Linked DNA regions of Homo sapiens: region 1 is linked to region 2. A link is an interaction called in ENCODE POLR2A ChIA-PET data of the cell type or tissue named here. Cell type or tissue: MCF 10A. All regions are shown on one strand. Each heading gives the region's core, and the rest is flanking DNA. Links, peaks and the distances in the headings are about the cores only. Region 1 has its middle 30 kb from the start of HSD17B4. Region 2 overlaps TNFAIP8 (TNF alpha induced protein 8).

Evidence for each region. Peaks named below come from ENCODE experiments on the same cell type or tissue, not always from the same donor. Only the 100,000 strongest peaks of a DNase experiment are listed, where the experiment ranks them.
Region 1: POLR2A ChIA-PET joins it to region 2 with 15 read pairs; 6 of 35 experiments call an interaction of 5 or more read pairs at or near these places.

Annotation. Positions count from the first base shown.
Region 1 is chr5:119,420,190-119,425,566 of GRCh38, reverse strand. No RefSeq gene overlaps it. Among named protein-coding and RNA genes, the nearest start is that of HSD17B4, 30 kb to the left of the region's middle. In MCF 10A, for the core only: no CTCF peak of the experiment used is centred there; a DNase peak (open chromatin) is centred at 2,786.
Region 2 is chr5:119,358,214-119,363,590 of GRCh38, reverse strand. All of the region lies in intron 1 of TNFAIP8 (TNF alpha induced protein 8), which reads right to left. Among named protein-coding and RNA genes, the nearest start is that of TNFAIP8, 4.9 kb to the right of the region's middle. In MCF 10A, for the core only: no CTCF peak of the experiment used is centred there; DNase peaks (open chromatin) are centred at 660, 2,210 and 2,490.

The sequences.
Region 1 (5,377 bases), core at 85-5,084, 62 kb before region 2:
AATCCCATTGAGAGCCAATTCTCCATAGACCTTTCATGTTTCTGCTCATCTTATGACAAGAGGTACTAACTACCCTTTTGTCCTAGACTATCGTTTTAAGGATGTTTGTATAATGAATAAGACAATGAAATGGAAAATAGAGATAGCATTTGCTTATGGAACAAAGGACAGGTTTGTTTACTGTCCAGTGTCATAAATATAACATCTCCCTCTTGAGCAAAGTTCGGGAAGGTTTGCTTGCAGCCATTATAAAAGATCCAGGTTTCCTAGCCTCAGAGTTCTTCAGCTGTGGCACAAAACTGCTGCATGCTCAGCACCAACCTAGGCCCCTCTGCCTCTCACTCATGGAGCATGGCAAGGACAAGGAAACCAATGAAAACATGAAACTCATAGAACTTGTGCTGTAAGCAATAAAAGCATTTGTCTCTGACCCTGGAGTCTGGTATCTTGTCTCAGCATCCACTGAACTAGTTAGGCTAACTAGTCAGCTTGCCAGTAAGTTATAATCTCAGACCCTTCACAGTTCTTGACAAATCCATACTAAGAAAGAAAAATAAGCAACATATAGTGCAAAGAAAAGAGCTCATAATTCTAACCAAGGTGGCATGAAAGACTTCAAGAAGAAGGAGGCATTTGATTTAAGCTTGAAGGATTTAGGTAGGCATGCCATTAATTGGAATAGGAAACATCAGAAGAGGAGTGAGTTTATGGAGGGCAATGAGTAGAAAAATTGGGGGAACAGAGATGGAGTCAATAGATTTCGTTTAACATGTGGATTTTAAGATGCAAATGAGGACTTTTTGTAGACAACTCAGAAAGCATCTGGAAAATTAGTTTTAGAAATTAAGAGGGAATCAAGAGTTTAAGATATAAAAGAGAACAACATGAAAATAGAGTTGGTGTCTTGGAAGTGGACGAAATTATCCAGCCAGAATATGCAGAGCAAGAGAAAGACAGAGAAATAGAGAGATACACACAAAGAGAGAGACAGAGAGAGGAGATCCCCACATTTAAGACCCAGTTAGAGGAAAGGCAACAATAACAACTGAGGAAAAGTGAGTGAGAGCTGTGACAGTGACCAGAAAAATATAGCATTCACCAAAGGGAGAGTAGAAACTGAAGAGGTCAATAGTGTCGATGCTGCAGATAATATAATTAGAAAAAGTGTCATCTTAATGGACTTATCTTACTTGGGGAGAAGGAGAAATTTTCTGCATCTTAGGCCATGATTCAACCTTGGCTCAGTGAGGACAGACATAACTAGCCCCTCTTTTGTATGGCCCCACTTAGTATCTCTCCCCAGAGGAAGGAAGAAAGACCAATCTGACTGAAGAGAGCCAGAGGTATTCGCTGAACCACATTTACTAACGTGAGGATACCATGCTCTAAAGGCAGTAACAAGCCCCACCGTTTCTGTTCCACTTCCTACACCTATATGGTGGGCTTCCTTCTGCTTCCTTTATTCTGTCGCATGGATTATCAGCAAGCTGATCAAGACTGTTACTCAGCTAGTAAGAGGCTAAGCCATCTCCTTTCTGTTCTTTATCTTCCAGTATGGCAGTTTCGTCCAGACTATCACTTGAAACTATGGAGTGGCCAGCCTAGACCTGCCTGGCATTGGGCACTGGAACAAGCATACTCCTTTTTGTAATCTTATTTGTTTTCATTTGGTTCCTATGGGCATAGATTTCCTATCTCTGCAGTTACAGAACTTGAGGTATGAAATAGGGAGAGGCCCACACTGAATCCTGAACATTTTGGTGCTCAATGTGGCAACAAATGAGAGCTACCATCTGAAACCAAAATATGGCAAGGAGAGATGAAAACTTTTGTATTTACCATGGCTGATTTGAGCTGTCACTGAGCTGCAGCTGTCTTTAGATGGCAGCTATGCAGGCCAAAAGTATGCTTTAGCATTTTTAAACCACAGTATCTGAGTTTAATAAGAAAATGGATCCATCTGGGGATCAACATAGGCTTTCCAGGAACTCATATTGCATAAGTCAGGATCAAGTCTTGAATGGAGATAGAAATTCCTTTCCTGGGGTCACAAGAAGCTTTCTAAGGGGCTCTATACTGCAACGGCAGCTGGATTTTGCATGAACTGTAGAACCATTGCTAGAGCCAGGAACAGAGCTTAGACTTGCTCTTTTTCTCAAGCTCAGCTTACTAGGTGGAAATCTCATAGATTTTTTTTTCTGATTTTTTTCTCCTTTATCTTATTCCTTAGCCTTGGACAGATGATCCAGGTTGAACCTGCTGTAGCAAGAAAATGTTAGCAAGAAGGAAATTTTTAAGCATCCTTTGGAGTAGCAAAGTCAGTGTTACTAATCGATGCCTAGCAAATGTCATTGCACCCTAACTGGGCCTCTGAAACCTTGTTATGTTGGTAACAAAAGGTACAACACAGTGGGCCGGGCGCGGTGGCTCACACCTGTAATGCCAACACACTGGGAGGCCGAGGTGGGATCACGAGGTCAGGAGATCGAGACCATCCTGGCTAACACAGTGAAACCCCGTCTCTACTTAAAAAGTCCAAAAAATTAGCTGGGCATGGTGGCAGGCACCTGCGGTCCCAGCTACTCGGGAGGCTAAGGTAGAAGAATGGGGTGAACCCAGGAGGTGGAGCTTGCAGTGAGCCAAGATCATGCCACTGCATTCCAGCCTGGGTGACAGAGCAAGACTCTGTCAAAAAAAAGAAAAAAAGAGTACATAGAAACACAACTAGTCTTATTACACAAGATATTTCCCAATTGAGTTTAGGCTCACAGACCCTGGCCAACTGGCACAGTATGACTGGTAACCTGGCAAGCAACCTGACAAGCTCAAACAAGCTTTTCTGTTTTCTCCATTCTGCAAATTATCCTAAATCGCTTGGCTGGCAACTGCAATAAAGATCTAAATTGTGCTGGGATCTGGGAAATATCATTTTTGCTTGTGATAACTGCTGCTCATGTTTCCTAAGTATTGTGGGTGTGTAGCTGCTGCTACACTGGTCTTATGCATCCTGTGCTCTTTGGAAAAGTAAGACAAGTGAGAGAATTGCAGTTGAGTTCATCCCACTTTGGAGGTGCAAGAGGAGCTAGCATTCATTCTAGTATAACAGCACAAGATACGGTGATAGCATCCAGTGGTGACTAGTGTATAAAAGTGATGCTTTCACTGCATATTCTCACTCATAAGTAGAAGCTGAACAATGAGAAAACATGGACACAGAGAGGGAAACATCATACACTGGAGCCTGTTGGGGCATGGGGGGCAAGGGGAGGGAGAGCATTAGGACAAATACCTAATGCATGTGGGGCTTAAAACCTAGAGGACGGGTTGACAGGTGCAGCAAAACACCATGGCACACATATACTTGTGTAACAAACCTGCACATCCTGCACATATATCCCAGAACTTAAAGTAAAATAAAATAAAATAAATAAACATTTCCACATTTTTATAAAGTGGTGTTTTTAATAAAAGCAGTACCATGTTTTCCATTTTAAACTTATCTCTTGGGCACACAGATCCCTATGCAGGAGGTAAGATTTCATCATGCATACATTCAGCCTTTATTTATTAAGGGCTTGTATTAGTCTGTCCTCATGCTGCTAATAAAGACATACCCAAGACTGGGTAATTACAAAGGAAAGAGGTTTAATTGACTCATGATTCCACATGTCTGGGAAGGCCTTACAATCATGGTGGAAAGCAAATGAGGAGCAAAGCCACATCTTATATGTCGGCAGGCAAGAGAGAGCTTGTGCAAGGGAACTCCCATTTATAAAACCATCAGATTTTGTGAGACTTATTCACTACCACGAGAACAGTATGGGGAAAACCACCCCCATGATTCAATTATCTCCCACCAGGTCCCTCCCATGACACATGGGAGTTATGGAAGCTAGAGTTCAACATGAGATTTGAGTGGGGACACAGCCAAACCATATCATTTCACCCGTGGCCCCTTCCAAATCTCATGTCCTTACATTTCAAAACCAATCACACCAGCCAGGTGTGGTGGCTCACACCTGTAATCCCTGCTCTTTAGGAGACTGAGGTAGGTGGATCGCCTGAGGATAGGAGTTTTAGACCAGCCTGGCCAAGACGGTGAAACCCTGCCTCTATTAAAAATACAAAAATTAGCCAGGAATGGTGGTGCATGACCGTAGTCCCAGCTACTCAGGAGGCTGAGGCAGGAGAATTGCTTGAACCTGGGAGGAGGAGATTGCAGTGAGCTGAGATAGTGTCACTGCACTCTAATCTGGGTGAAAGAGTGAGACTCCATCTTAAAAAAACAAAAAACAATCATGCCTTCCCAACAGTCCCCCAAAGTCTTAACTCATTTCAGCATTAACTCAAAAGTCCACAGTCCAAAATCTCATCTGAGACAAGCAAGTCCCTTTTGCCTGTGAGCCTGTAAAATCAAAAGCAAGTTAGTTACTTCCCAGATACAATTGGGGTACTGGAATTGGGAAAATACACCTGTTCCAAATTGGAGAAATTGGCTAAAACAAAGGAGCCACAGAACCCATGCAAGTCCAAAATCCAGAGGGGCAGTCAAATCTGAAAGCTCCAAAATGATCTCCTTTGACTCCATGTCTCACATCCAGGTCATGGTGATGCAAGAGGTGGGTTCCTATGGTCTTGGGCAGCTCTGCCCCAGCTTTGCAGGGTACAGCCCCACTCCTGGCTGCTTTCACGGGCTGGCATTGAGTGTCTGTGGCTTTTTCAGGCACACAGTGCAAAGTGTCAGTGGACTTACCATTCTGAGGTCTGGAAGACGGTGGCCTCTTCTCACAGCTCCACTAGGCAGTGCCCCAGTGGGGGCTCTGTGTGGGGCCTCAACCCCACATTTTCTCTTCTGTACTGCTCTAGCAGAGGTTCTCCATGAGGTCCCCACCCCTGCAGCAAACATCTGTCTGGACATTCAGAGTTTCCATACATCTTCTGAAATCTAGGCAGACATTCCTAAACCTTAATTCTTGACTTCTGTGCACCCTCAGGCTCAATACCATGTGTAAGCTGCCAAGGCTTGGGGCTTACACCTTCTGAAGCCATGGCCTAAGCTATACTTTGGCCCCTTTTAGCCATGGCTAGAGCGACTGTGTGGTAGGGTATGAAGTCCCTAGACTGCCTACAGCAGAGGGACCCGGGGCCCAGTCCACAAAACCAGTTTTTCCTCCTAGGCTGCCAGGCCTGTGGTGAGAGACGCTGCTGTGAAGACCTCTGACATGCCCTGGAGACATTTTCCTCTTTCTCTTGGTGATTAACATTTGGTTCCTCATTTCTTACACAAATTCTGCAGCCAGCTTGAATTTCTTCTCAGAAAATGGGTTTTTCTTTTCTATCTCATTGTCAGGCTGCAAATTTTCCAAACTTATATGCT
Region 2 (5,377 bases), core at 323-5,322:
GCCCATATTCACTTGTTACCCTCATGTACCACTGCATATTTTGTGTGATGCCACAGGAAGAGGCCTGTAGGCAAATGCTCTTCCAAATGCTGGTTGGAGGTGATGGTGTGACAATCTGGAAAGGAATCTACTGGCAACTAGGACTTGGAAAGCATGCAGAAATGGAGACGGCCAGCTTCTCAGGAGGCTGGGGCACTTGCTCTTGGCAGGGCAGTCACCTCCTGGGCCCCACATGCCTTCTTTCATGCCCTTGATCACCTGCTAAATACTAACTGAATACTGATGATATATTCCCATCCCTTAGAAGATGAGCTCCTCAAACCCAGGCTCCTGGTTTTAGCTGAGGCCCAAAAGGAAGACGAAGCAATCTTCAGCAGCTCTTCTCTACAGACAGGCTGACCACAGCCTCCACGGGGCTCTCGCCTTTCTGGCTTCCAAGGCCCCATGCTCTCCTTGTTTCTTCCTACCTCTTGAGCTACTCCATTTCTATTTCCTTTATTGGTTCCATCTACCTCTCTCCTTTGTAAAAGTGGATATTCTCAGAAGCTAAATCCATGGCCCAGTCCCCTCCTTTCCCTACAGTCTTGCTCTCAGAGACTACATATGGGGAATCAACTCTCCCTTTGTGACTGGCTACTCTCACACTTTCTTGGCGAGGCTCCTTATACTCAGGTTCAATCTTGCCCTCCAGACCAACTCATGGTTCTTGCCAGCTTGGCATTACTAAAACACTACTTTGCATCTGCCCTCCTCCATCCAGCTGAAAACCATCCTATTTCTTTTTTCTTTTTTTTTTTTTGAGACAGAATCTTGCTCTGACACCCAGGCTGGAATGCAATGGCACGACCATAGCTCACTGCAGCCTTGAACTCCTGGGCTCGAATGATCTTCCTGATTTTCCCAAGTAGCTGGGACTACAGGTGCATTCCACTGTGCCTAATTTTTAAATTTTTTTTGTAGAGATGGGGGGTCTCACTTTGTTGCCCAGGCCGGTCTTGAACTCCTGGGGTCAACTGACCCACCTCCTTCAACCTCTCAAAGTGCTGTAATTACAGGTGTGAGCCATTGTGCCTAGCCTTAATTTTTCCAATGGGGAAACTGAACTTCAGAAAGATTAAGTAGCTATTGAAGGTTGCACAGACAACCAGGAACAAAGTCATGAGTAGGATCAGTCTCCTGACTCACAGGGTCTTATCTCTGTTACCTACATACAATGTCCCCCTGGGAAAGTCCAGCTTCTAGACTGGCCCCATGTACCACTACAACATCACCACGAATGCCCACCATGATCACTGCTCTCCACACTTCTGTAGACATTCTTCCTGATCCCAGCACACAGCATAAGTAGGTTCCCTGTCACTCACTCTTTCTTTTTCTCTTCTCCATTTGCTTAAAGGAACTAGCTGGAATACAAGTTACCCCTCTTTGAAGTCACTTCTGTCCATCATGACTTTTGGTGAATACCCCCTCTTCTAGACTTTCATAGGGTCCACTGTCTGATCCTCTGAGCTGTACTCATCCCTCTCCATCATGTATTTTTGTACTATGGATGCACATGTGCTGTGTGTGATGCCCTGAACCAAAAACTCTCTGAAGATGGGGTTATCTACACACACATTTTTGCTTCTCCAGGCCCTGCAGAGGAGGTGCTATCTCAGTTAACATTTGTTGTTAGGAGTATCTGAGGCTCAAAGAAGGCAGCAGCAGGCAAGGGAGAGGGGCTGCACCCTGGAAGCAGGAGTCTACTGGACAGTCCATGACAGGCAGAACAGCCTGTGCCTCTGGGGACACCCCTGGTCCCCAGCTTCTCAGCCTGGCTGCGTAGGCCACATGAAAACACATATTGAAGCCAGGTGAGCTGGCACCAAGCATAAATGGCAGGTCAAACTGGAAGGAAAATTCATGAGCTGCTTATTCACTTCTTGACAGTCAACCCTGACTTCAACAAATGTGGTCTGGAGGCTTCAGGCACCTAAAGCTATCAGAGCCACGTAGGGAATTCTGCTTATAGTCTCTTTGCTTCATCACCTTCTTAGAAGAAACTCTGTTCCTAGTTACTTATAAAATTAACTATTATTCACTACAAAGCTGGAGAATGTATTATCATTAAGTCCACATAAACACAACTCCTCCCCTCCCCCATCTTCAAAACCATATAAATACCAGCTTAACTAACAGGCTTTACTCAATCTTACAGATTCCCAGGGCAGCACTCCCTTAGGCAATTTATTCCCAACTCAGCAGTTAGTCACTCAGGACATACTACATCCCTGTACCTCTTCTTCAAGGCTTATAAACTTTTAGAATAAAATTTAAGCAATTGCTCTTTCAGATATCTTGGTCAGCGGCTGGGGGGGCAGTGCGCTGCAGCCCCGCAAATGCTTCCTGAGAAAGGTGTCCTGACTCCCAGAGTGCACCGGGCCTGCTGCAATGTGCTCCAGAGAAAGAGAGGCTGTGGGATGTCTGCTTTTGCAATAGCACATTCTGTGTCAGAATGCTGACTCCCTTCCCACCCACACACATACATACCTTCTCCCCAAGGAAGAGTGTCTGTACCCAACCAACACCCTCAATAGCTAATTTTTCCTGAATGATATTCTCAAAGGAATGAAAACAAGTGAGCTCACTGTTTACCTGCCTCTCACTTGGTCTACAACTTTCAAAATCCGGGATCTAATAGGATCTACTTGCAGAGCTAAATTTTATTTCACAATGTCTCATGTTTTATTCTCTTGAGTTACACGTAGAAGGTGAAACAGGAAATCTTCATTTGTTTAAACATTCATCTGCGTTTTATAAATCCCCCCAAGAGGTAGTGAATGACAACTATACAAACAGACTAGGTCTGTCCTACTTCAAGGAGAGTGCATACAAATACCCAGGATGCTAAAACCTGTGTTTGCAAAAATCCTTGCTTGCAGAACATGTATTAAAGAGGATAGAAAGGGCTTGGCAATCACCTTGCTGGGCCTCAGTGCCTCACCTCTAAAATGAAGAGGTCAGAAAGAAGGATTGGCAAAGTCGCTTTTAGCTCTAAATCATGGTGATTCTATGTGTATTTGGTGGGAGAAGGGCACTTTAAATTACAGAAGACTTCTTACTACAGACCTTCCTTAAACATTAAAGATATACATATCATTTGGTTTTGTTTTAATTCAGCTTACACTATGTTTTAAAGAACAATCTTCTCTAAATGAAGACAGGTCTATAACCACACTAATCTCACTGACTTACAAGTTGCTAGCATAAAGACAGAAATGCTGACAAATAAATGATTTATAGGTAAATCCAGCAATTCTGCAGTGTTCTGAAATGCAATCGCTGGGTCCTGAGTTTTTCTGGCTCTACTGCATTCTCTTTCACCCACCCACTTTTTGGCTACTTCCTGGATCACCAACAGTCAGGAGCAGGAAATTTAATCATCCATATAATCCTGACTGTTCAATGGCGTAAGGTGGGGGCAAGAAAGGTAGGATGCATATTCAATATGATAAAAATTTCAGAAGTGAGGGGAAAAAAGCTCCAAATGCATTTAAGTTTACAGAGCTGGAGGTGTCTGGCAATGCCAAGTTATCAAGTGATGTCCACTGTAGAGGAGAGAGTATGATAGATCTCTAAATGGATTTTCCACTTTTAGTCCTTGTCAGCACACAACACTCCAAGCCTAATGACTACATAAAAGGAAACAGATAAGCACGTCAAAGTCCGGTGTTTAAGAGCATATGCTGTACCTTTTACATTATGTATGACATCAAGGTCAGCTATACCCCTTGGTTTCATCAGAGCTGAACCACTGCTTTAACCTCCTTTTCTCTTCATTCCCTCTGCAAAGCAAAGGCTGGGGAAGGGCAGGAATAGGGGAGAAAACTTACAAAATAGTCCTTAGTGATGAATGATATTATATAAGCTGCCACACCATGTGAGGTTAAAACAGAGTACTACACAGTGTGGTAGCTTATAAAATATCATTGGGATTCTTATTACAGAAGAGGATATTAATCACCACTACGGAACAACTAAACTTTTTTTTTTTTGCCAAGGATTAACTTTAAAGAATGGAGACCATTCACTCAATCTACAACATTTAATGAGCACCTTTTACTCTGTAGGTCCTAGACATACAGCGGGGAATAAAACAGACATTGTTTTTCCCTGCAGAGCTTGTGGTCTAGAAGAGATGTTAAGCAGTGTGGGGAGAGCCAGCAAGGAAAGGAACAGGTGCTCTGAGAGAGGGCGACAGGGGATCTGAGTTTAGGTTCAGAAAAAGCCTCTTTAAAGAGCTGACCAAGAAAAGGAGGTCAGGTGGAGAGAAGGATATTTTGGGCAGGAAGACCAGCAAGTGCCAATGTCCTAGAATGGGGAGCTTGAGTTCTTCTATATGCAGAAAAGAAGGAGCCAGGAAGGATATGGGCTGACTGGTGTAGGAGGAGCCCAAGGTGGAAGGCGGGGCATTCTGCAGTAGGAATGACACCTGTTCCACAGACACAGGGAGGATAGATGTGGACGGAGATGAGTCTGTCAGTCTGGGAACAGGACGTTGAGGGAGTTATCTAATGGCTACTGTTTTCTTTGTGAAATAGCAGGCCTGGTGAGGCATGAGAGTAAGAACTGGGTGAGGTGGTGGTGGGAAATGGCTACTATGGGCAATGGAGGAGCGAGCCAGACTCACTCACCACTCAATCCTCACTCTTTTCCAAGTCCCCACAAAGTGACACCTCGCCCACCCCTTAACAATGGCTTTCTCAATTTCTGGTATCAATGCTTCAACATCCAGAGCAAAGGAGCCCTGGATGCCTTGATGCTTAGCACTAGAAAGATTCTCAGAGATCTCAACTGCCACTCACTTTAACTACTTCATAATTAAGCAATTTACTCAGGAAACAACTAAATGCCAAATACACGGCTATCAGCCTATCTCCTCAGGAAGCCCCATCCACTGGAAACTGTTGATATCCTCTTTTTAATGGTAGTCACCTTTTTAAAAAAGTGAGTTTCTTCTTTCATTTCCCCTTCTTTCCTATTTATTCTATGTCTGAATAATTTAAACTCATTCAGTTTTTAATAAAGCAAGGCCTGGATTATTTTTCTCTGTTTAATACCCAAGCACAATCACTTATTCATTGTTAAGCAGGAAAAATTAAATCAATTATTTAGGAGATGGCTATAGGCTGGGGACAAATATCCAGCACCCCTGGCACAGAGTCAAGTATGTTTTAAGCTCTGATGGCTTAACAATATCCCCAGTCATTTGCTTCTACATTCACGCATATGCAAAAATATGCTGGCCTCCAAGGACTTAGATTCAACCCCAAAGTATACTAGTCTCTCACTACAGTTGAGAAAAATGACTTAAAAGTATCTCCTCTTACAGCGTATC